Regions from separate parts of the Mus musculus genome. Here region 2 is linked to region 1. The links are chromatin loops, found by intact Hi-C in ENCODE. Cell type or tissue: heart. All regions are shown on one strand. Links, peaks and the distances in the headings refer to the core of each region. The heading gives the core; the rest is flanking DNA.

Evidence for each region. A loop is a pair of places that touch in the nucleus more often than their neighbours do. Peaks named below come from ENCODE experiments on the same cell type or tissue, not always from the same donor. Only the 100,000 strongest peaks of a DNase experiment are listed, where the experiment ranks them.
Region 2: it touches region 1 in a loop (1.9-fold over the local background); 1 of 42 quality-filtered maps calls a loop at or near these places.

The regions. Positions count from the first base shown.
Region 1 is chr15:58,819,229-58,830,207 of GRCm38, reverse strand. Tmem65 (transmembrane protein 65) reads left to right here and starts at 6,781. Exons shown (of 7, transcript NM_175212.4): 1 at 6,781-7,365. The coding sequence starts at 7,080. It overlaps Gm24041 (a small nuclear RNA gene), which reads left to right and starts at 10,730; the gene lies at 10,730-10,886. In heart, for the core only: a CTCF peak has its summit at 6,589; a DNase peak (open chromatin) is centred at 6,577; H3K4me3 peaks cover 3,132 bases; H3K27ac peaks cover 3,029 bases.
Region 2 is chr15:58,700,393-58,711,371 of GRCm38, reverse strand. No RefSeq gene overlaps it. Among named protein-coding and RNA genes, the nearest start is that of Gm41329, 54 kb to the left of the region's middle. In heart, for the core only: a CTCF peak has its summit at 4,772; DNase peaks (open chromatin) are centred at 3,501 and 4,861; H3K27ac peaks cover 1,672 bases.

The DNA.
Region 1 (10,979 bases), core at 1,591-9,590:
AGGGAAAAATTATTCAAAAGACTATCTAACATGCCCACAAGAATGACTGGTGCGACATCAGGAGAGCGTCATTTCAAGCATCTCTAACAACATGAGCAGATCGGACAGAAACCACGACCGACTCTGCTTCTCTACCTAGCTGGCTCTCCTGCCTCTTAAAGGCTTTTTGGTCTGAAAGTCCAACAGTTAGACCCAGACCCTGCCATCATCTCAGTATTACCACAGTGGTAACTTGACTGGCTTCCTAGCTCCAAGTGATGCCACAGTGCAATGGTTACTAGATGACTCGAATTCAGGGATTTGGATCCCACAGAGCCAGTAAGTTGTATTATAAAGCAGATGCCTGTATCTCCATTTAACAGGTTAGCAAGGGAACATTACAACTTCAGGTCCAGACAGAGAAATGAGTGATGGAAAACCTGACTTATTACTATCGAGTAGTACAGACAATACGTAGCAAGGACTCAAATCCAAGCACTGCGGCTCTAACATAATTCTTTCAACTATTGTCATCTAAAGCTTGAGTTGGGCCGGGTGGACCAGGATGATCCCATGCATATGACTGACAATCATCTGAGGCTGTAGGGCTCAGGCCTCCTCCTCCAAGTGATCTTTTCAAAGGGTACTTTGGATTCCTTTGTTTGGCAGCTAGATTTGAAGAGCTTCATATGTCATCCAGAGAATTATGTTGATGCAGCAGCAGCCTCCAGATATGTCACCGGACTGAGTTGTCCCATGGGCTACAGAACACACAGCCAGCCAGCCAGCCAGCCAGAATCAAGATCCTTGAGTCACATATTGAGAGAGGTTTAAAAATATGTCTTTAAATTCTTTTGCCCCTCTTTAGAATTGGGGTCTGTACTTAATCTTGATTGTCAACTTGATTGGATTAATAAAAGCCTAGGAGATTAGTGAAGCACACTTCTAGCTGCTTGTAATGACATACTCAGAGACAATTAAATCATGAGGGCTCAGGCTTAATCAATAGATTAATCACTTGATGGATTCATAATGTGGTAGCAGTACTGGGAGGTAGTACAAGATAGGAAGTGGAGCCTCATGGGAGGAAGTCTCTGGAGGCGTGTTCTCAAGGGCATCCTTTGGCCTGGCTCATTGGCATTTCCCTTTGCTTTCTGCTTCCCCTCCCCCAGCAAGTGAAGATTGCGCTGTGCTACAAGTTCCTGCTGTTAAGATGACTTCTCCAAGCACTTGATGCCAAACAACCAGAGGCTGGACACTCTGAAACTGTGAGCCCACAATAAGACTTGACTCCTTTGTTTCTTTAAGGCATGTTGGTCATAGCAACTAAAGAAGCAGAAGAGAACCTTTCCTTTGACTCAGGGCTGGCTTTAGTGGCTTGCTTCCCCAGCCAGTAGGACAGAGAATACAACAAGAGGAATGACTTCCAAGGACAGGGCAGAATAGGCCACAAGCCTGGTTCCTTTCAGAGTCCCACGCTGGGGCAGACCAACTGCCAGGTAAAAAGTTTGCTATGTTGGAAGGCCTGAATTTGCAGATAGCCAACAGCCAATGTTGCATGTCGGTTTACATGGGTGAGCCGTTTTGGAGGTCTGGCCCAGGTGAACCTTCGAATGGCAGCAGCTGCAGCTGGTATCTGATTACAACCGATTTAGAGACTTGACGGAAGAATTGCCCGAGGAAGCCCATCCTAAAATTTGAGCTGCAAAATAATGACAAAATAAACCAAGCCAGTAAAGTTTGGTTCACTCAAAGAGCAACAATTAACTAGAACAATTGACTCACTTGTGCCTGAGCAGTGTTATGTGCACCCCCCCCCCCCCCCCCGCCTTTGCTCCTGTGCTGCGCTTTCTCCAGAGAGTGTAATTATAGATAACAAAGGGCAAACATGTCAGCTCATACCCGGCTGGTCATTAGTTGAGTGTCTCTGGGACTTGTCTTTTTTATCTGAGCTTTATCAGAGATTACACAAGACTATAATTGTCCTACAATGGGTGTTACCAGTAGGTGTTCAGTTTAGGGATGACATATCTATCAATCTAGAGGTATTACAATTCTTGCCTTTATTTTTACTTTAATCTACACATTGCTTAGGATTGAACCCAGGGCCTTGTATGTGTTAGGCAAGCACTGTGCACCACTCAGCTATATTTTCATCCGGAGAGGAGAGGCATTCCTTTTGAACTTCTTGGTATTTAAAGTTTACTCATTTTCTTTCGTTTTTTTTTTTTTTTAATTTTATAAAAAACAACATTTAATTGAGGCTGGTTTACAGGTTCAGAGGTTCAGTCCATTATCATCACGGAGGGGAACATGGCAGCATATAGGCAGGCATGGTGCAGGAGGAGCTGAGAGTGCTACATCTTCATCTGAAGGCTGCTAGAAGAATACTGACTTCCAGGCAGTGAGGCTAGGGTGAGGGTCCTAAGATCACGCCCACAGTGACACACCTACTCCAACAAGGCCACACCTATTCCAACAAAGCCGCACCTCCAAATAGTGCCACTTCCTGGGCCAAGCACAAACAAACTATCAAAGCGGCTCTTCCTATCTTATTTCACCCAGAAGTTTACTCGTGTACAAGACACTTCTCATGCAAACCATTCTTTTAATCTAGTTTAACATTTACCCATTTATTCTAGGTGCAACCTGCCTCATAAGTGTCTTGCTTATGCATCTATTTTTTCCTACTATTATACATACAAAAGGCAATACAGTAAGTCCTCAAACAAGCAAGTGCATATTAGATCCGGTTTGTAGTGTCTCTCTTATCAGCTAAGGCAAATCACATGGCTAAGCCTAGAGTTAATATGCTGAACTACACAAAGCCAGAAGATAACAACAGTTTAATTCATTGGGAGTGAGTATTGACAATCTACTACTTTTATTTTAAGGAGAGGGTCTTGTAATGGATATTTTTGGTTGCCAACTTGACTATATCTGGAATGAACTACCATCCAGAATTGGAAGGCACACCTGTGATCCAGATCTTGAGGCCAGGAGACATAAGTTTCTGGCCTGGATCTTGACATGGAGATCTTGAGGCATAGTGGCTATGAGTCCCAGGAGACTAAGGCAAGGAGATCTCTAAGTTCAAGGTCAGCCTGGGACAAAACAAGTCTCAGATCTAGTCGTGGTGGTACACATCTTCTGCTGGAGACCTACATAAGGACATAGGAAGAAGAGACGACTAGGACCTGGTTTACTGATGGCTCTGCATGATATGAAGGCACCACCCAGAAGTGGACAGCTGCAGCATTACAACCCCTTTCTGGGACAACCTGGAAAGATACAGGTGAAGGAAAATCTTCACAGTGGGCAGAACTTCAGGCAGTATACATGGCATTACAGTTTGTTTAGAAGAAGAAAAGGGCAGATGTAGGACTGTTCACTGACTCATGGGCTGTAGCCAGTGGATTGTCTGGATGGTCATGGTGTCTGTTCACAGCAGTAAAACCCTAACAAGTTGGTGCCAGGGACTGGGGTATTGCTGTGATAGGCCTGACCATGCTTTTGTTTGAAAGAATGTGGATTTTGGGGCTTTGGAATTGGAAAGCAATGGAATGCTTTAACTGGGGCTTAATGGGTCATGCTAGTAGGAATATGAAAGACTTTGTTGCTGAGAGTGATTTGAATTGTGCAGACCTGGCCCAAGAGGTTTCAGTGGAGAAGAATTTCAGTACACAGCCTGGAGACTGTTATTGTTTTGTTTTGGTGTGGTATTTTGAACATTCAATGCAAGTTTTATAACGGACAACATTTAATTTGGGCTGGATTACAGGTTCAGAGGTTCAGTCTATTATTATTAAGGCAGGAACATGGCAGCATCTAGGCAGGCATGGTGTAGGAGGAGCTGAGAGTTCTACATCTTTATCTGAAGGCCACTAGGAGAAGACTGGCTTTTAGGCAGCTAGGACTACGGTATTAAAGCCCACACCCACAGTGACACACCTACTCCAACAGGGCCACACCCACTACAACAGGGACACACTTTCTACTAGTGTTACTGCCTAGGTTGAGCATATACAAACCATCACAGGTCTTTTTTTTTCTTTTTTAATTTTTTGAGACAGGGTTTCTCTGTGTATCCCAGGCTGTCCTGGAACTCACTCTGTAGACCAGGCTGGCCTCGAACTTAGAAGTCCACGTGCCTCTGCCTCCCAAGTGCTGGGATTAAAGACACGTGCCACCACTTCCTGCCACCATCACAGGTCTTACGTAGCTCACATTGGCCTTGAAGATGCTATGTAGCTAAAGCTGGCTTAGAACTCCTTGATCTTCCTGCCTCTGCCTTCCAAGTGCTGGGATTACAATTGTGCATCACCATGCCCTGCTTAACAATGTACTATTAACACATTTAGGCAATGACTTATAAGTGTATCCATCGGGTTCTGAGAGAAACGGAACCGTGTGTGTGTGTGTGTGTGTGTGTGTGTGTGTGTGTTCCAACAATGGCATCTGTATGCTGCAAAGGTGGAGAACCCAGAAGCCACTCAGTACTGTAGAGGGCACCGGTAATCACAGATAAGCACTGGAGAAAGTAGGAATGTTAATCACACAGCGTTGTCTCCTCAGTGGAGAAAATGTATATGTTTTCCACCAAGAAGGCTGAGAATGTATGTTGTTAATAGCCTGGAGATCTTTGCTATCTATAGGGCTATCCTAGATTCTTTCTCCCTAGACCTCTCTTTGTTTCTCAGTCAATAGAACCCATCCTTAGAGGAGGTGTCATGTGCACTTCATAACCTGGTAACCTTTGTTCTATCTGTATGACCAAAAGCACACCAGATCCTAGGCCCTTAAGCTAAACAGCCCATCTTCATGGTCGAGGTCACATGAACTTTACACATTAGTTTCAGTGTAGCTTTAAGCTTTATTGTGCAGGTGGGATTGGGATAATTGTTACCAAGAAACTTTTCCAAAATTGTACTTTATTTAAATAAGTCTAAAATAAACTGGTCTGGTGTCAGACTCCAGAAGTCTGAATCAGCACCAGCTGACTGCTGGCTGAGCTGAGGCTCTGGTAGTTCATTTCCCTGCTGCTGTAGAGCTTGCAGGACCCTCCCCCCCCCCCCCCCCCCCGCTCCCACAACACACACACACACACTGTACATGAAGCTGGATTTGGCCACAGTCCAAATCTGGTGCTTGGGACTTGGAAGAGTCCTGAAGGGTTTCTGGTTGTCATTCCAGCTCAGAAGGCTGTAGAAGGGAACAGTGGTGTCAGTGGAGGGCAGCAGTAGGAACAAAGGTGGACACGTTCTCTGGTAAGAATTGAAGGCAGTGTAAAGAAGCAATATGGGAATTTCAGAGTTTCGAGGAGTCCTCTTCTTCTCTAGGCCACCCGGCAGAAGGTGCCACCCACTCTAGGGGAGGGTCTCCCCCCCCCCCCCAGTTAGCCTCCCCCCCCCCGTCCCCCCTCCCGTTCACTCTTGAGGACATTAATTTTAACTGAAGGGTTTATAAAAGTACAGCTGATTGGACTCTCCGACATACTTTAAATCATCTCTGGATTACTTATAATAACCAATACAGTGTAGGTGCACGGAAATAGTTGTTACACTGTTCCATTAACGGAATAATGAGAAAGTCTGCAGATACATCTTTTTTTTCCAAGTACTTTTGGTCTGAGGTTCATTGCATTTGCAAGTTCAAAACCACAGCTGTGGGACTGGCTGTGCTGTCTTACGTGCTTATAGCACATTCACTTCATGCAAGGTTCTGAGCTGCAGCAGTGGTTACGATAAGGAGGGGATTTGGATCTTGATTACACTTGAGTAGATTTATCGTCTAAGCAGATTTATTTTTCTAAGATAGGGTGCCTAAGTGTCCTCAGATAGGTTCAGATAAAGCAGTGATCTTCCTTACAAAGAAGGGAACGTTTCATGAAGGAGGTGACATTTGACCCTGGCCTTGCAAATATCTAGGATCTGGGCAAGAGGGATGAGTCTCTCCTCCGCGTGGCACCAAAAGAGGGACATAAATCCCCAGAGACCATTCGATAAAGGTTTATGACATTCTCGCCCTGGCTCCAGAGTTGACAATCTCCAAGTAAACAGCTGTCGGGTCAGGGAAGAGTATTCTCCTCCCCAAATCTTAAGTCTCAGCCTCACACCCTCCTCTTTTTGGGACGGGTTGAGCCGGCCCTGCCGCCTTCCCCAGGGTGCTGCCAGAGAGGGCGTTTCAGCGCCGCACTGTCTGGCCTCGGTGGGCACTCTCTGGCTTGGCGAAGGGTGCGGCTCTTTGTGCTTCATGTCCCGCAGGCCTGGGCTGGGTGCGGTGACCCCACGAGGCTCTTATCCATCCGGCTGCTCCTCCAGGGCCGTCCGAACTCCAGATTTAGGACGGTGCTTCGGAGAGCAGTGCGGGAGCTGCACCACCCCGCCGGGCATCCAGCCCTGAACTCTATTTTGCTGCTCTCTGCCGTGCATTTAACACAGGCGGATGCCGTCTGACGGGGTAAGCACCCCTTCCTTTCCTTGCCACGCAAAGGAGTGGGTGGAGACTCCAGGATGAGCTCCCTCCCAAGCGGCTATGCGCCTGCGTGGCCCCGCCCAGTCCCCGCCCAGTCCCTGCCGCCCCGCCCTCCTATCCCGGGCTCCGCCGCTAGGGGTGGCGGCTGCGGCTCGGGCCTGATTGTCACGGCGCGGTTGCTTTGAGGGCGCAGCAGCCCTACCGAGTGAGGCCGGCGTGAGGCCAGAGGGTGGGAAAGCGGTCGGCGGCGGAGGGCGGCGCCGGAGGAGGGCGGCGCGCGGTGACTCATCCCTCTGGAAGATCAGACACGCTCGCCGAGCTCGCCCGCGCCGCCGCTCCTCATCCGGGAGGCGCCCGCCCGCCCGCACCGCCCGCCCGCTCCGAGCTCCCGGCCCGGCCGCGGCGCAGAAAGTTTTCCCGGGCTCACGGCCTGCGGGAAGCGGAGCGGGCACGGCTGGGAGGCGGTCGCCGCGCGGGCCCGCCGAGTGCATGGTGTCGGGCGCCCGGGCCGCGCGTCAGGAGGACCCGGGGCGGGGCCGGGCTGAGCCCAGCTCCTGAGCCTCTGTCCAGCTGCGCCCCGAAGCCGTCTTCCCTTGGGACCGCTGCGGGGGTCGCGCTCCAGCGCCATGTCCCGGCTGCTGCCGCTGCTGGGGAGCCGGACGGCGCGCAGCCTGAGGCCCGGCCCTGCCGCCGCGCCCCGCCTGCCGTCCTGGTGCTGCTGCGGCCGGGGACTGCTGGCGCTCGGGGTTCCCGGCGGTCCCCGGCTTCTGGGCACACACCCCAAGAAGGAGCCCATGGAGGCGCTGAACACGGCGCAGGGCGCGCGCGACTTCATCTACAGCCTGCACTCCACGGAGAGGAGCTGCTTGCTCAAAGAGCTGCACCGCTTCGAGTCCATTGCCATCGCACAAGGTAAGCGGGTGGGGCCGCCTGGGAAGACCTACTTCTCAGACCCCTGTCGCCTCCCCACACTCTGCCCCGCTCCTGGCACGGCCGAAAGGGGAAACTTTCCACCTTCCGAGTGTCCCCAAGACAGGACACGAGCGGATCGTGCCAGGTAGTTAGGGCCGAGCTTGGCTGGTGCCTCCCTGGCCGTGGAATTTCGGAGCTTCATCCTGAAATGTCAGCTGCCTCTCAGGGTTGTGTTTTGGTTTGTCCTGTGCCTCCTCTCTCCAGCCCTCCATTCCCTAAGCCTTTGGTGTCTTCCTGAGACCGTGTACCCATGCAGGTGGCATGCCCTGCCTGGTCTAAGAAAGTGCCAGGAACTGGGCAGGCAGCCGGAAACTTTCTTGAAGGTGTGTGGATGTCCCCTCCCAAGATGCTCTTGGTTTGTTATATTGCTTCTCACATTTGGTTGTGAAATGGCCCAAGGAAAGATTGTATCGAGCCAGCAACTGAGTGTGTACTGGAAGTCTGGAGATTCAAATTGAACTCCAGAGTTTGTTTCCTTGGAGTTTGAAAGAATGAAGTGAGTTTTTGGGTGGTTGGGGCTAAGAAATCTGTGACTTGAAAATGAAAAGCACACTTCTACTTAAAAATAATTGGGAAAGGATGAAAGGAAAGCTATTTTTAAACAGACACGTTAAGATAGGATATTTTTAAAACAAGTGCGGAATGTGGTAGGTCAGAATTTGAGTGTATGTGAAAAGGCATTGAAAAGATGCAAAGACTACAATGGATTCAGTCTTTAAAGTTTTTTTTTTCTTGCTATGTAAATTCTGTTGTATACACAAAAACACAGCTACTCTTTATGTGACATTTGGATGTGTTAGGAAGTTTTTAAATAGTTGAAGTTGGTAATATAAAGTATTATGTAAACATTCTGTAAGTTCTGAAGTATAGAACACTTCAGCACTGATTCGGAACGTGGCTTTCAGGCATCTTGAAAGGTTGCATTTGGCCTGTGCACGGGAGGAAAGCAAGCTCTTGCCTGATATTAGATTACCTTTACAACTTAAGAGACTTTTTATTGGTTGTATCCTTTACTACTCTGATTTTTTTTTTCTCCCCAGTTTAGGGGATTGTGAGCCACTATAAAGTAATGGATAATTTCAGGCATTGCTTACCCACAACACTTTTTCAGGAAAATGCAGTATTCCAATCAATTCAGTTAGTAAATCACAACATTACAGAAAATCATAACCGAAAACTAGCATACCTTTAGTCTATGTGTGGCTTAAAAAGACTCAAATTCTGAAAAAGTTCTCTTTGAAAACAATATAGACAGGCGTATCTTAGAAAGTCAGTTTGTGTCGCTCAGGTGAGGCTGTAAACGTCATTTTCCCTTTTCTAAAGCGAGGTCTTGGAAATTCTACATTGTCAACATGGTATAAGATTGGAGGATCCTTTGAATATAATTTTATAGCAGTTATTGAAATGCACGTTTTACAATATCAATACCTGACTTGCTAAATTTTATCTATTTTGCACATACCAGCAGGGTATTGGGTAGGAGTGTTAGATTTTCTAATGAAGACAGTGTTTTAAAATCTAAGATGGTTTTAGCTATCCTTGGAAGGACCTAAAACCTCAAGTCCATGGAGGTCATTAGCATCAATAAAACTTAAGGATCTAAATTATTTGAGGAAGCCGTTGGTCATTTAAATGTATTTGTTCAGGAAAAAACAAAGAGAGGTAAATCTATAGGAAACAATTTGGCGGTTTAATGTCTCCCCTTTATAAGCTAAAACACTTCAAAGTTTGGACATCTGTCTTTCTTTGTTGATGCTTCTGGCTAGCTTCCGAGTCAGTGACACTTAGAGGTGCTGCTGCGTCAGTTTTTAGCGTGCCTTGGTGCCCACTTAAGTTTTATTCCCAATCACGTAGTTAAGGGGATAACTAGACTTGCTTAGTATATTACCTTGTTCACCAATTACATAAGGTAAAAGGACCTCACTGCCCTGGGAATTCTTGTCCCTCATACATACTATTCTAAAATCAGTGGGTTTCTTGGTTTGTTTTAAATGAAAACCTCTCATGTTTTCTTTACCCTTTTCAGCATTCTTGTTTTTCTTCTTCTTCTAATACTTTCATCACTTATTTGTGTGTGAGCATGCTACTGCATGCTTGTAGAAGTTAGAGAACAACATATGGGGGTTGTCTGGTTTTTCCTGCCAACACACTGGATCCAGATCATCAAACTCAGGCCCTTAGGCTTGGCGACAAGTGCCTCACTAGCAGGCCATGTCATCCATCTTAATTCTGTAAACTACCAACTAAAGCACTAAATGTAGAGTACTAGCTATACTTTCTAATGACATATTGTCCCTGGGCAAGGGCTGGTTCTTACTATAGGAAGCCTGTGTGTCCTTGGAAAGGTGCTTAAGGTTATCCTGGGAAGCATTCAGGCTTTGATAAAACATTACAGAAAGGAAAAAAAAATCATCTCTGCTTTGAAATGGGTCATAAGATCTGCTGAAATGTGGCACTCAGTTCTTATCTTTCTCATGTGTCTATCAGCAGGCCTGTGGTAGAATTTGTGACAAGATATCACTCTAGAATCAGTTTATATCAGATGAGGCAGACCTTGTGGGATATCTTATCTGAGTGAATTGGGTTGTTTCGGTTTTAAAATTACAAACTGATTTTTCCTTTCCAATCTGAAGGCAGAGTTTATGTTACACTCTTACCTGCTCAACTTGTTTTCTCTTGCAGAGGTAGCAGGCATTCCACTGACAGTAGGGGTTGGCTCTGTCAAAAGCAGAGCTGATGTATGACGTCGGTACAGTTGCCTGTTAGCATCAGCCAAGATTTTTAAAGCAAATTCTTTCCTCCTCATTTTTGCAACTAACATTTCTGCTTATAATTATTTTTAAAGTCTTTAAAAGTACATTTTGCTTTTGAAACAAGATAGTGTTAGTTGTTATTCTAAAACAGGTTATATCAAACACACAGAAACACAGAACAAGCACCACACAGTTTCTAGTGTCCCCAAGTCCTGGATCCACTCATTTGGGTATTTCTTATTCATAGTCTCTCATGATATTGAAATCAAGCTTTTGGCTTTCTGAGGTCTTGGCTATGGCTGGAAGGAGTTCTAGAAGCCAGTCTTTTATGATACAGACTTAGAAGTAGCCTATCTTGGTTGCAGTGGTACCTTGTAGAAGGTTCCTACATAAGAACTCTACAGTTACTGTAGAGTTATGTAAGACAAGAGCTGGTTTTGGGGGAGATATCATAAGAGATGAGAATCGAAAAAAGCTTCTTAGGAAATGTTATTGTCATATATATTCAAAACTTAAAAAAAAAACCAATTTTACATATGGCAAATAAGATTGAAGTTACCTGACAGAGGCGATACCATGATCAAGTAGGTGGTTTTCCTAAGGTGAGGCTCATCTATGGCACTCAGGGCATGCTGCCTCCTTTGATTTCCCCATGTGGGGCAAACTTTGTGTCGTTTGTGGTAGTGAGGGACTGTGTTCACACTTTAAAAAGATTATTTCCAGGTGAATCGTGTGTGCAGTTTTTCTGTTAGCAGCAGATTCTTTAGCTTTCATCTTTTTTGTTTGTTTCTCTGTGTAAAC
Region 2 (10,979 bases), core at 955-8,954, 120 kb after region 1:
AATCAATCTGGTGCATTGGTTAGGAGCTCATATTTGCAGCAAGGGAGATTTGAGTTCAAACCAGAATAGCCCACTGTATTAGCTCCCTGTTGCCACCACAACAAGCTATCAGCAAACTTGGCTTAGGATGATGCACATTAATTTCTATACACTATAGCTCAACAGTATATCATTGATTTCATTGGGCTAAAACCCAAGTGTCAACAGGACAGCGTTCCTCATGGAGACTCCAGGGGGAGCTTCTTTTCTTCGCCTCACCAGCTTCTAGAGGCTGCTTCCTGAATAAACTGATGACATGGCCATGATGACATGGTTTGGTTAAGTGGAATGTTTTATTATAGCTACAAGAGCAAAAACAACCAGGGGCATCTGGAAGAGTCCAGAGCATGGAAAGAGTAGAAGATTGACCGTGGCCAGCAGAGATCTGACCAGGAGAGAAGCAGGAGCAGGAGGTGTGTTGGGGGAGATACACAGACAGAGAGGACCAAGAGAAGACAAAGAGAGCATAAGGAAAATGGCAGGGTTATAGGAAGTCATGAGTTGTTGCAGAGAAGGAAGCTGCTGAGCTGGGGGTAGTTTGGGGTGGTGGTGGCGGGGAGGTGAGAAGAGCTAAGAAGAGCCAGGATGCCTGCATAGACTCTGAAGTGTGTAACAGGTACTTAGGATACTGAGAGAGCCTGGAGGCCAGCAAGTACTGTGGTATGTTAACAGGTACCACAGATAGCCATTTGTCCCTTTAGCAAGTGATCAGGGAAGTAGATCCTTTGATAGAACTCAGCTTCTATTGGGAATGCTGGCTTTTGTCTAATAGCCAGAATTTGGGAAAATGGAGTTTCCTTTGGATTTGACACCCATTCCCTGGAGTCACAGCCCTTCTACACACCCACCCCTGCATCAAAGCCAGCCTCGCCACAATTCTTTCCCATCTACATCTCTTTTGTTCATGTGTAAGGACACTGTTGCTTACTCCGGAAGCACTTACAATTATCTAGAACGTTCTCCTGGTTGTGTGGTCAGATGATTAGCAACTTTATTCCTATCTGCCATCTTCCCCTTTGCCACGGAATCAAACTTAGGTTCACAGAGTCTAAGGACTTGGGTCATCAGAGGGAGGCATTATCTTGCTTACCACAGGCACCGGCTAGGTGTATTGCTTTAAAGAAGCTACTAAACACTTTAATCCTAAAACCCTTCCTTAGTAAAGTAGGAATAATAGAGGGCAATTCATGAAGTGAGAGAAGAATTACTTGAAGTGAATGTACCTCACCAATGTAGCCCAGGACCTCACACATATTAAATCATCCTTAAATTAATTAATTTAATTTAATCTTTAATTAATCATTAAAGAGTGGTGGCCCCTCTTCACTCGTAAATAAGCAAGTACTGACACAGAACTCCCACACCTGCACCATAGACCATGATGACCTTCAATGATGCTTCCAGACATCTCAGCTAGCAATAGAGGCAGCAAAGGCTCTGTTCCCATACCTCCCGCCTGCCTTGAGCCTGACTGACACATGCCCTCCCTGAGATGGATGCCGCACTCACCACCGTCAAGGATCTGGGCGCTTGGCAGTGATCATCCTGGGAAAGAAGTGGACTTGGTGTCATCAGGACAAATGACTCAGTGGCTGTGAGCCTGGCAAGCAGTTCCTGCATCTAGGAATGGCCACAGACAGACACCTCAAAGAAACCAGTCAGGGCCAACTCTGGCTGGAGGCACAATCAAGCATACAGTGATGTACAGAGGTCCAGGTGCCCTCCCTTCTTGCAGTCACTTGCTGCTTCTGACTTTAGGAAGTAGCTAGTGGAGGCCTCCCACAGTCTCCTGGGGCAACCGAGAAATGGAGGGTAAATCCCTGTGTCATGAGCAGACAGCTCATCTCGGTCTGATATCCTGATGTCTGTTCCCTGATTCTTATTTTTAAGTCATCCTTTTTCCATGGGCTTCTCAGCTCGCAGAATGGCCCTATGGGAGGGAAATGGATCATTTGGGGTTTCACTTTCTCCTCTTGATGGCCTCCTTCTCTGCTCTTATGTTCAGACTCACCACAGAGCAGTCCCTGGCCATACTCTTAGGCAGGATCTCCCCTTCTCCTAGGCTTTGCTCCCTGTCACTCCCATGTGCTTAGACCTTCGCTGTGTTTGTTTTTATTCTGTGTCTGTCCTTGGATTCTGATTTCTCTTTGTCGTTGGTCTGAAGTGAGTTGAAAAGAGCAGGAGAGAGAAGTTGATGGGAATCTGTGACAACAGCCTTCTACTGAGGATGAGTCTTTCCACCCACCGAGAAAGCACTGCAAAGTCATATGGGCATCTTGGTGCCTTACAGTGTCTTATGGGACCCTCTGGCATTCTGTGCATAGGGACAGTAATCCTGATATTGCCACTAGAGCTGCCCCATCCAAAATGCTGATAGCGTCCATTGAAGGACACTGTTCTAACTGGATCGCCAGTCTTTGCAAAGTTAAAGGTACTTGTTTGATGGCCCTTGGGTAACGAAAGAACAGGTAGATCGTCTTTTATGTGTTTTTGCCGGTTTTGTCCTGAGAGAGAGAGAGAGAGAGAGATTAATGTATATGAAGAGCTGATTACCTTTCTTTTCTTATTTTTTTAATATTTATTTATTTATTATATGTAAGCACACTGTAGCTGTCTTCAGACACTCTAGAAGAGGGTGTCAGATCTCATTACAGGTGGTTGTGAGCCACCAATGTGGTTGCTGGGATTTGAACTCAGGACCTTCAGAAGAGCAGTCGGCGCTCTTAACCGCTGAGCCATCTCACCAGCCCGCTATTTCTGTAAAGTAGTATCGATATCCCTACCCCTCCCCAGATTCACCAAGTGATGAGATGAATTGGTTGTTTGAGCTATCTGGTAAGTTATGTGGCCTCTTGACATTCTGGGGTAACTTGACACTAGTCTCAGACACCTTAAAAAATAGTCCTGTCTTCCATGTTGGCTACTGGCAGGACAAAGTGGCTTTTGCTTATTATGTGAAGCTCCCGGCACCGCTGAGGTCTGGGCCACCCGCAGCTTGGCCATTGGCAGTTGCTTGGCTCCCTCTGGGTGACAGGCTCCCTTCAACAGCACAGCATCAGATAGCTGCTTGTCAGCTCAGCATCAGATTTCAACCTTGTTCTGATTTTTTTCCATGCCCTTGTAACCTCTGCTCCCAGGTTGCTCACAGACTCGCTTGTCATTTCTGCAGAGACTGACTGTCTTGCTTGCATACCCCTCCCCCATGCACCCACTCTTTTGGCCTGTGAACTAATCAGCTTCCAAGGACTGTGGTGTTTTTCCATAAACCTCTTCTGAGCCTCATTGTCCATATTAATGCACTTTAGAGACAGCTGAAGGAGAGCTGTGGGAGGTGCCAGGCATGTCAGGGCTGAGGAAGATGCCCATCAGTATGAAGCGAGCAATGGAGGTTACTACCCTCTACCTTGAGGCCCGTCCCCTGGGGTTCTGGACATAGCCTATGATCAGTCAGGACATAGGGCTCTACATCTGGCAGCATTCTGCTCTGTACAATCACAGATAAGCTGCAGACTAAGGCCAAAAATACCAGGGCCAGAGTCTGCAAGGGCTAAGGAGCACACAGCACAAACAAGTTTGAGTTCGTGTCAGTTGTAATCAGTTGGGGGCAGCTGCATGAAGTTCTGAGTTCAGCATGGCCTGAAGTCAGAGAAACTAGAACTGGCCTGCTCTTGTAATGGTGTCTGTGTTGGGCATATGCTGGCAGAGTGGCCTTTGGAGGCCATTTACAATCTGAGAAATTAAGTCCTGGTAAAATGAAAAGGCTTTCACAAGGTCAAATAACCTGTCGGTAGTAAATGTAAGAACAAAACTCAGATCATTGACCCAGTCAATATTATGACTTCAATACATTTACATTTTCTTAGGAAGAGAAGCTGCGGAAACTAGGTGAGTTTAACTCTTCAATCCATTATCCGACTGTTCTGAGGCCTTAAGCACCACTTAGAATGTCTGCGATTCAGTTTCCTTAGATGCAAAATGGAGTGGAAACATTCACAATGTTGTTGGGAAGTTGCATGTGGTCATAGTACAAGGCTCAGGGCCTCACATGCACCTGTTCAAGGTCTTTCCTTTTTCCATAGTAAATGCTATGGATTATTTAAATGGCCATTTTTGGAAGCCTTTTGAACATCACAGTGATGATTTGGCTACACAGATCTATTTTCTTTCTCTGGGAGCTAAGATGAATGTCAAGGTTTCTCCAGCTCTAAAACTGTGTTTGTTTGCACAGCTAGGAATAAAGCCCACGTCCTTTGGATGCTATAAAAATGCCCAGTCACTAAGCTACATTCCCAGACCAGAGCTCAAAAGCTTCTGTGAATGCAAATGACTTCCAGAACCTTTATTTAGTTGCTCCCCTGAGCTAGTACTCTGGAAATTAGCCCTAGGACGTTTGGAGCCTGACCAAGGTCATGCCAGGTATAATACATTCTGATCTCCAGGTGGTAACTCTGTGCTGCTGGTGTGTGCTGGGATGGATTCCTTTAACCTTGCAAGGACAGAGACTGACCTTTGTCACCACAGTGTCCCAGCACCCTGTACAGGGCCTAGCACATGAAGGTGGTAGTTTTTATCTGGTTGAGAGAAGACACCCAGAGTTTATCCACAGCTCAAAGAGTTGAATTTTGCATGGTTGGCTTGTGAGTCTGAGACTCTGGCCAAGTCTATCAGTTTTTCTAGTGGCCACTTGCCTTCCAGGCATTCAATGAATAAATCAGTGAAATGACCTTTATCTTTGAGGCAGTAACGGAATGGACCAGCAGGAAAAGCTGCCATCTATCTGGTGGGGCTGGGCCGAGCTGTAAAGCATTGGCATGAGTACCTGTGTCTCCTCTGAAAGCCAAAGAAGCACAGGTTAACTAGAACATTCTGCCCCTAGGAGGGAGGGAGGAGAGCGGTAGGCAGGACCCAGGAGCTTGACACAAGTGAGGTTTATAAATAGCAGCACAGAAACTTGGAAGAGAAGAAGCCAAGTGAGGCAAAGGAGAATGGGCAAGTCTCAGAGAGACCATTCTAAGATGCAAATAGCTAAGCAAACAGAAGCCAGATTTCTTGGTGGGCCACTTGGTAGCCATTCCCCTGATTAGGCTGGAAGAACCAAATGGAACCTGTGCAGAGAAGCATCAACAGGAGGGACAACAGGCTTACCTTGTTCGTTCTCCAGCCAGCCAGCATGCTAACTCCATATTTCATGGCCACCTGACTCTGGACAGGTGTAGGGGACACAACTGTAATTAAGGCTCCATCTCTACAACCAGGAAGGGACACACATGGCTCACAGTATTATGAGCCTCATCACAAGCTCTTCTGTATTGTCCCATGCTTTTTTCCACGAATGGACACCATTTCCTCACCCTGACCCCTTCCATTCCTCCTTGAGAACATATCCTTTTTTTCAGGTGTATTATTCTCGTCCATCCCAATCCCACTCTGGATGTGAGAAGTCTGTCTCCATGTCCTCTACCCTGAGTCCAGTGACAGTGATGCGCCATCTGCAAAGTCATAGCCAACAGAGTACACATCTGGTGTTCCTCACAGGAGCTCTTGAAAGAAAAGCCGTTTTCCCCAAAAGTGAAGCTCTGCTAGAGTGAGGTCAAGCCTTGCCCACACATATACACACACCTGTACACACACATGTATACACACACACACACACACACACACACACACACACACATGCACATACACACATGTGCACACGCACATGCATACGTATATGCACACAACCGCACACACACCATTGAGAGCCGAGTCCCCATTGTCTCCCCCTGTGCTTCTTTTCTGGTGCTTGCACTTGGTGTCTGGACGCCTGTGCTTTCCTTTCCCAGAGTATGAAGGAAACGAAACCTGCATTGAGTTCCTCCTATGGGTATGGGCCAAACAGTGTTCTAGGCACCTTGTGCATAGCTAGACAATTCTCAAAACGGCCTGTAAGTCAGGGACAGGAGGCATCATTTCTACATAGAAAGTGAGTGATGTTAGATAAGTTGCTTAAAGTTGCCGAGCTAATAAGTGACATGAATCAAGACAGAGGCCATCCCAGGCTTCAAGTTGGGCCTTGGGTAAACACAAGGAAAATTTTTTTCTTAGAAACTCTAATTTATTTAGCTTAAAAGCTTAGTTGAATCAATAAATGAAAGTAAGCTGTGAGATTGCTTTTTCTGAATTCTAAACATAGCTTAAACATATTTATTTTCTAGACAAAATAAAATATGGTAAGATAAAACAAAAACCACTCTATTGAAGTTAGCCAAGGCAAGCCAACAGAAAAATAAAAGAGTCTCAAGAGAAGACACAAGAATCAGAGACCCACTCGTTTACATCCCCAGGAGTCTCATAAAAGTACCAAAGTGATAGCTATAGCATCTATGCAGGGGACCTGGTGCAGACCCATGGCCTGCTGCGTCAGGCTCTGTGAGTTCATGTGAACTTCGCTCAGCTGTTTTAGAGGACCTGTCTCCTGGTGTCCTTCACCTGCTCTGTCTACTCCATCCCTTCTGCCTGCTTTTCCAAGGGATTCCCTGAACTCTGAGGGGAGGGATTTGATGGAGACATCTTGTTTAGAGCCATGCGTCCTAAGGTCTTTCTCTGTTTAATGCTTGGCTGTGGGTTTCTCTATGTGTCTCCATCTGCTGTAGGAGGAATCTTCTCTGGTGATGACTGAGTTATGAATATAGCGGAATATTATTATGAGTCATTGTTTCTTGTGTCGTGTTTTGTTTGCTGTGTTTTGTTTTGAAGACAGTAGTATTTGGTTTTACCCTAGGTCTCTGGCTTTTCTAGTCTCTGGTTCATGGTCACCCAAGCAGTATCAAATTTAGGCTCCATCTCATGGAGTGAGCCTTAAGTCAAATTAGACATCAGTTTGTTAATCCCGCAGGTTTGTGCTGACGTTGCCTGAGCATACTTTGCAGGCAGGACAGACTGTAGATCAAGGGTTTAACACAAAGAAATATTTTCATGTAGGGCAACAGCCATAAGGAAGGAGGGAGAGGAGGAGTATGACCTGAGCTAAAAGCTGGTGGATAAGAAAGGAGGGCAGATAGGAGTGACAAGTGGAGAAGCCAGTGAGCTGAGCTGGGGCTCCCATTTCCCTGGCCACAGGCTTGTCTGCTCTCTCTGCCCACAGGCCCTGATTCTGTTCCCAACTCTTCTTGACCCAGCAGTGCCTGGATGTCCAGGAGTTTGGGAGCACCAACTCCTGGCCTCGTCGAGGACCTGTGGACCTCCTACACTTTGTTTCTTACTTCCCTGTGCGGTTTTTCCAGTGGCGACTGTCCTTACCTTGGTGGCTGTTGTCTGGAAGTGCAGAGAGGCCTTCTATGGGAGACTCAGGCTGTGGCTCTGTAGGTGAAGGCCTTCTCTATGCTCCCCCAGGGCGGTTCTCAATGAAAGGGACAGTGCACGTTTATCTATACCATGTATTGACTGTTCAGCCTACCAACTCCTCAGGGTGGACCAGAGATTAAATAAATACCTTTTGCAGGGAGGGATGTCTGGGAAGGGAAGCTTATTGGTTAAACCCTCAGGGCCTCTATATCCTCATGAGATGGAGAACTCTGTTCTGGGCCACATGACCAATGTGGGGAGTATGGTCACGTGGTCTGGGTCAGTAATCTGGCAGGGACAGGGAGGCGCCAACCGTCTTAGGTGGGTGCCTGGGTACCAGGGTCTCAGACCCACTCTATCTTACCAAGATTCCTGTCACAGTCCACTGTCTCCCAGCCCCTACTTTTCCTTTTATAAAAAGGAGAGGTGTCATCTGAGTGACCTGACCAGCTCTAATATTATTTGTAGCAAAAATTTTGGGTGGGGTCAGGTATAAGCATCAAAATAAAACACAACATAAGCCAGAGGGGTAGCAAGGGGTGGGGGCTAGGAAGACTAGGGATTATTCAACCAAGTAATTGAGACTTTTTTGGTTTTTCCAAAAATAGAGCGAAAGGTCAAGAGGCTGAGGCACAATGGCTGGCAATGAGGTGCGGGAGAAGAGACCATAATGGAAGAAGGACTGGACAGACATGTCAGAGTTGTGCTCCATAGGACTCTAAGGACAGATGTGGTGGGGGAAAGAGTCAAAGGTGGTTCTTGGCTTGGAAAAGTGAGGACAGGGATCCTCACAGCTGGGCTGCCTTAGTGGGGCGAAGAGCTGCATAGGCCGAGTGCTGGAGCCTTGAGGCACTGGAAGAAGTGGAAATGGACTCACATTTAGCTTTCTGCTTAGGGGATGGTCTCCCTTGGAGCAGTCTTTCTGATTTTATTTAGAAACACCACACACACACATGTATACACACACAGAGGGACAGACAGACAGACACACACACACAGACGTACACACACAGAGACACACACAGACACACTCACACATGCACAGACACACACACACATACCCACATATGTATACACACACAGAGGGATAGACAGACACACACACATACACACACATAGTCACACACGTATACACACACAGAGGGATAGACAGACAGACAGACAGACACACACACGCACACACACACACACACAAGGATCCTCAGTACGCAGCTCTAGCTAATTAGAACCTAAAAAAGCATTGCTCCATTTTTGTAGTAATTAGAGTTCTTCTCGGTGGCTGCGAGATTTACAGTAACTGGAAAAATTCTCTCTGATCCCGGCTTTCCATGCATGGTACTCTGAAGGCAAGGCTCCTTTCAAACAGATCCAATTAGTACAGCCATGTACAAGTCTGACAAGCATCCTGAAGATACGGACAGAGGGACTGAAGGAAGGAGGGATGGGCGGACATGACAGAGAGCAAGGCACAAACACTGAGAACTGAATGGTTTCTGCTGAGAAATGTTCCTGTTTGCTGACCTTGGCTTCCCAAATCAGTTTATTGGGAAGATGTTTTCTGGAAGTGAGATTCCATTGCCTAGAAGAAGAAAGAGACACTTATTCATAGGTACTCGGGGAGAAAGCAGCCTGCAGAGGGAGAGGAATCACCCCACAGTGTGTCTTCAGGAGACTCAAGTCCCTGGCTTGCACATCCAGACCTGTATGGTTATTCCCGCTCTGGGAATAGACACAGTAAGTCAGTGATAGGTTCTGCTCTGAAGTTACTATGTGGAAAAATCACAGCTCTATAGCCCAAGTGTTGAGGGATGAGACAGCATCTTAGGTATCCTCTGGAAAAGAGCCATGGATGTCGGGAATTTGTACTGAGTGACTGTCATAGTCACTTGCTGGGGTCTTCACTGTTTAGGAAGAGAAGCCATCAGCCCGTAGAACCTGAGTTTTGTGGAAGAACCCAATGCACAGGCTCCCCTGTGAACATGGCCCAGAAAACAAAACAAAACAGAACAAAAGAATGGAGCAGTCAGCCGAGGCCTGAGGCCTTAGGCTATAAAAACTTGAAGTTAATAAAAACTCCTTTCTGGCCTGTTTTTCTGTGACATTAGCTCACGTTTGTAGAAAGCACTTAGAATAGGAGCAGAGGCATATGGAGCATTACGTAAATGTTAATTTCTCACTGTTCTTGTTTTATTATTATTCTTTTTGTCCTCACCCTGGGAGGCAGATAAGGCAGGCTGTGGTGGCCAAAGTTAGTCATTTTACGTATAATGGAAAGAAACTCAGAGCGATTAGCTTGCTTAATTCATGCAGCTTGCTTAATTCATGCAGGAAAATAAACAGCAGAGGCAGGGTCACATCTGTTCTCACGGATGACTTCCTTTGGCCCCTAATAGCCCTCTTGGTCACACAGATACAGGGCAACGTTCATGAGCAAGGCTTTGTGTATGGCTGGGAGGGACTGGTGAACAAATTCTCAAGGGTGGTTGTTCTTGTTGTTTTGTTTTCAAAACAGGGTTTCTCTGTGAAGCCCTTCCTGTCCTAGAACTCGCTCTGTAGACCAGGTTAGCCTTGAACTCACAGAGGTCCGTCTGCCTCTGCCTCCTGAGTGCTGGGATCAAAGGTGTGCGCCACCACTGACAGGCTGCCTTGAGGCTTTGATGCCACACTGGCAGAGCACTAGAATTTTAGGTGTGCATTCCTGGTCTAAGCAGATAACTGAACCCCAAGGCTTTGTGTGTGTGTAAACTAGGCAAGCCCTCCACCAGGTCCAGAAGTAGGCCTGAAACAAGATATAAATATTTGCTCACCTTATAACCTAGAGCTGGTTTTGATAGAGTCACTTTGTTATAGATTACAAGAAACCATTTGCACTTTGTTCCATGGGAAGAAGTCTGCACATACACACTAGTGGTGCTTTGTTTGTTTTGAGTTATATTAAACTAAATGTTATTCAGAAAACAAGATTCGGTGACCTTGGTGTGAAGGAGTCCTCTTCCTGCTACAACAACAAAAACAACAACAACAATAATGGAAAAGGAATCACAGATTTAAAAAAAAAACCCACCAGGCTACAGAATGAAATACACACCTTTTCTATCAAAGGTCTTTAACCTCCAAAAGTCAATATTTGATAAAGCCTCTTCCATCTCAAAATGCTTGTGTGTGTGTCTGTTTGCCCAGCTCCTAGGCACTCCTGAGACTTGACTCTATCACACCCTGCCCTCTTATGCCAATTATGAATTACCATCAGATTGTGAAGTTGGACTTCACAATGATGAGAGACAGTTACTACCCGAGTTAAAAAGTTAATACATCCTGCTTGTATTTGGGTAGCAGCACACCCTTTTTGCAAGAAAGAAATTGCCTCCCCAGGTTGATTTTGCTTTGTCTGTGCATTTCTTTGCATGGCACCAAGGACATTCTCTCTAACTAGTGGGGTTAAACTGAACGTGGTATTGGTGTATTGTGTTTGTATCCAGGGGGCATTTTGTCCACTCTCCGCTCTTTCGTCCTAAGAATGCACATTTTGTGTAACCAAAGGGTTATTCTTGGAAATCATTTTGCTTTACTGTCTTTGCCCCTCCACACTTTTGTAGCAAATGTTCTTTTAGTCA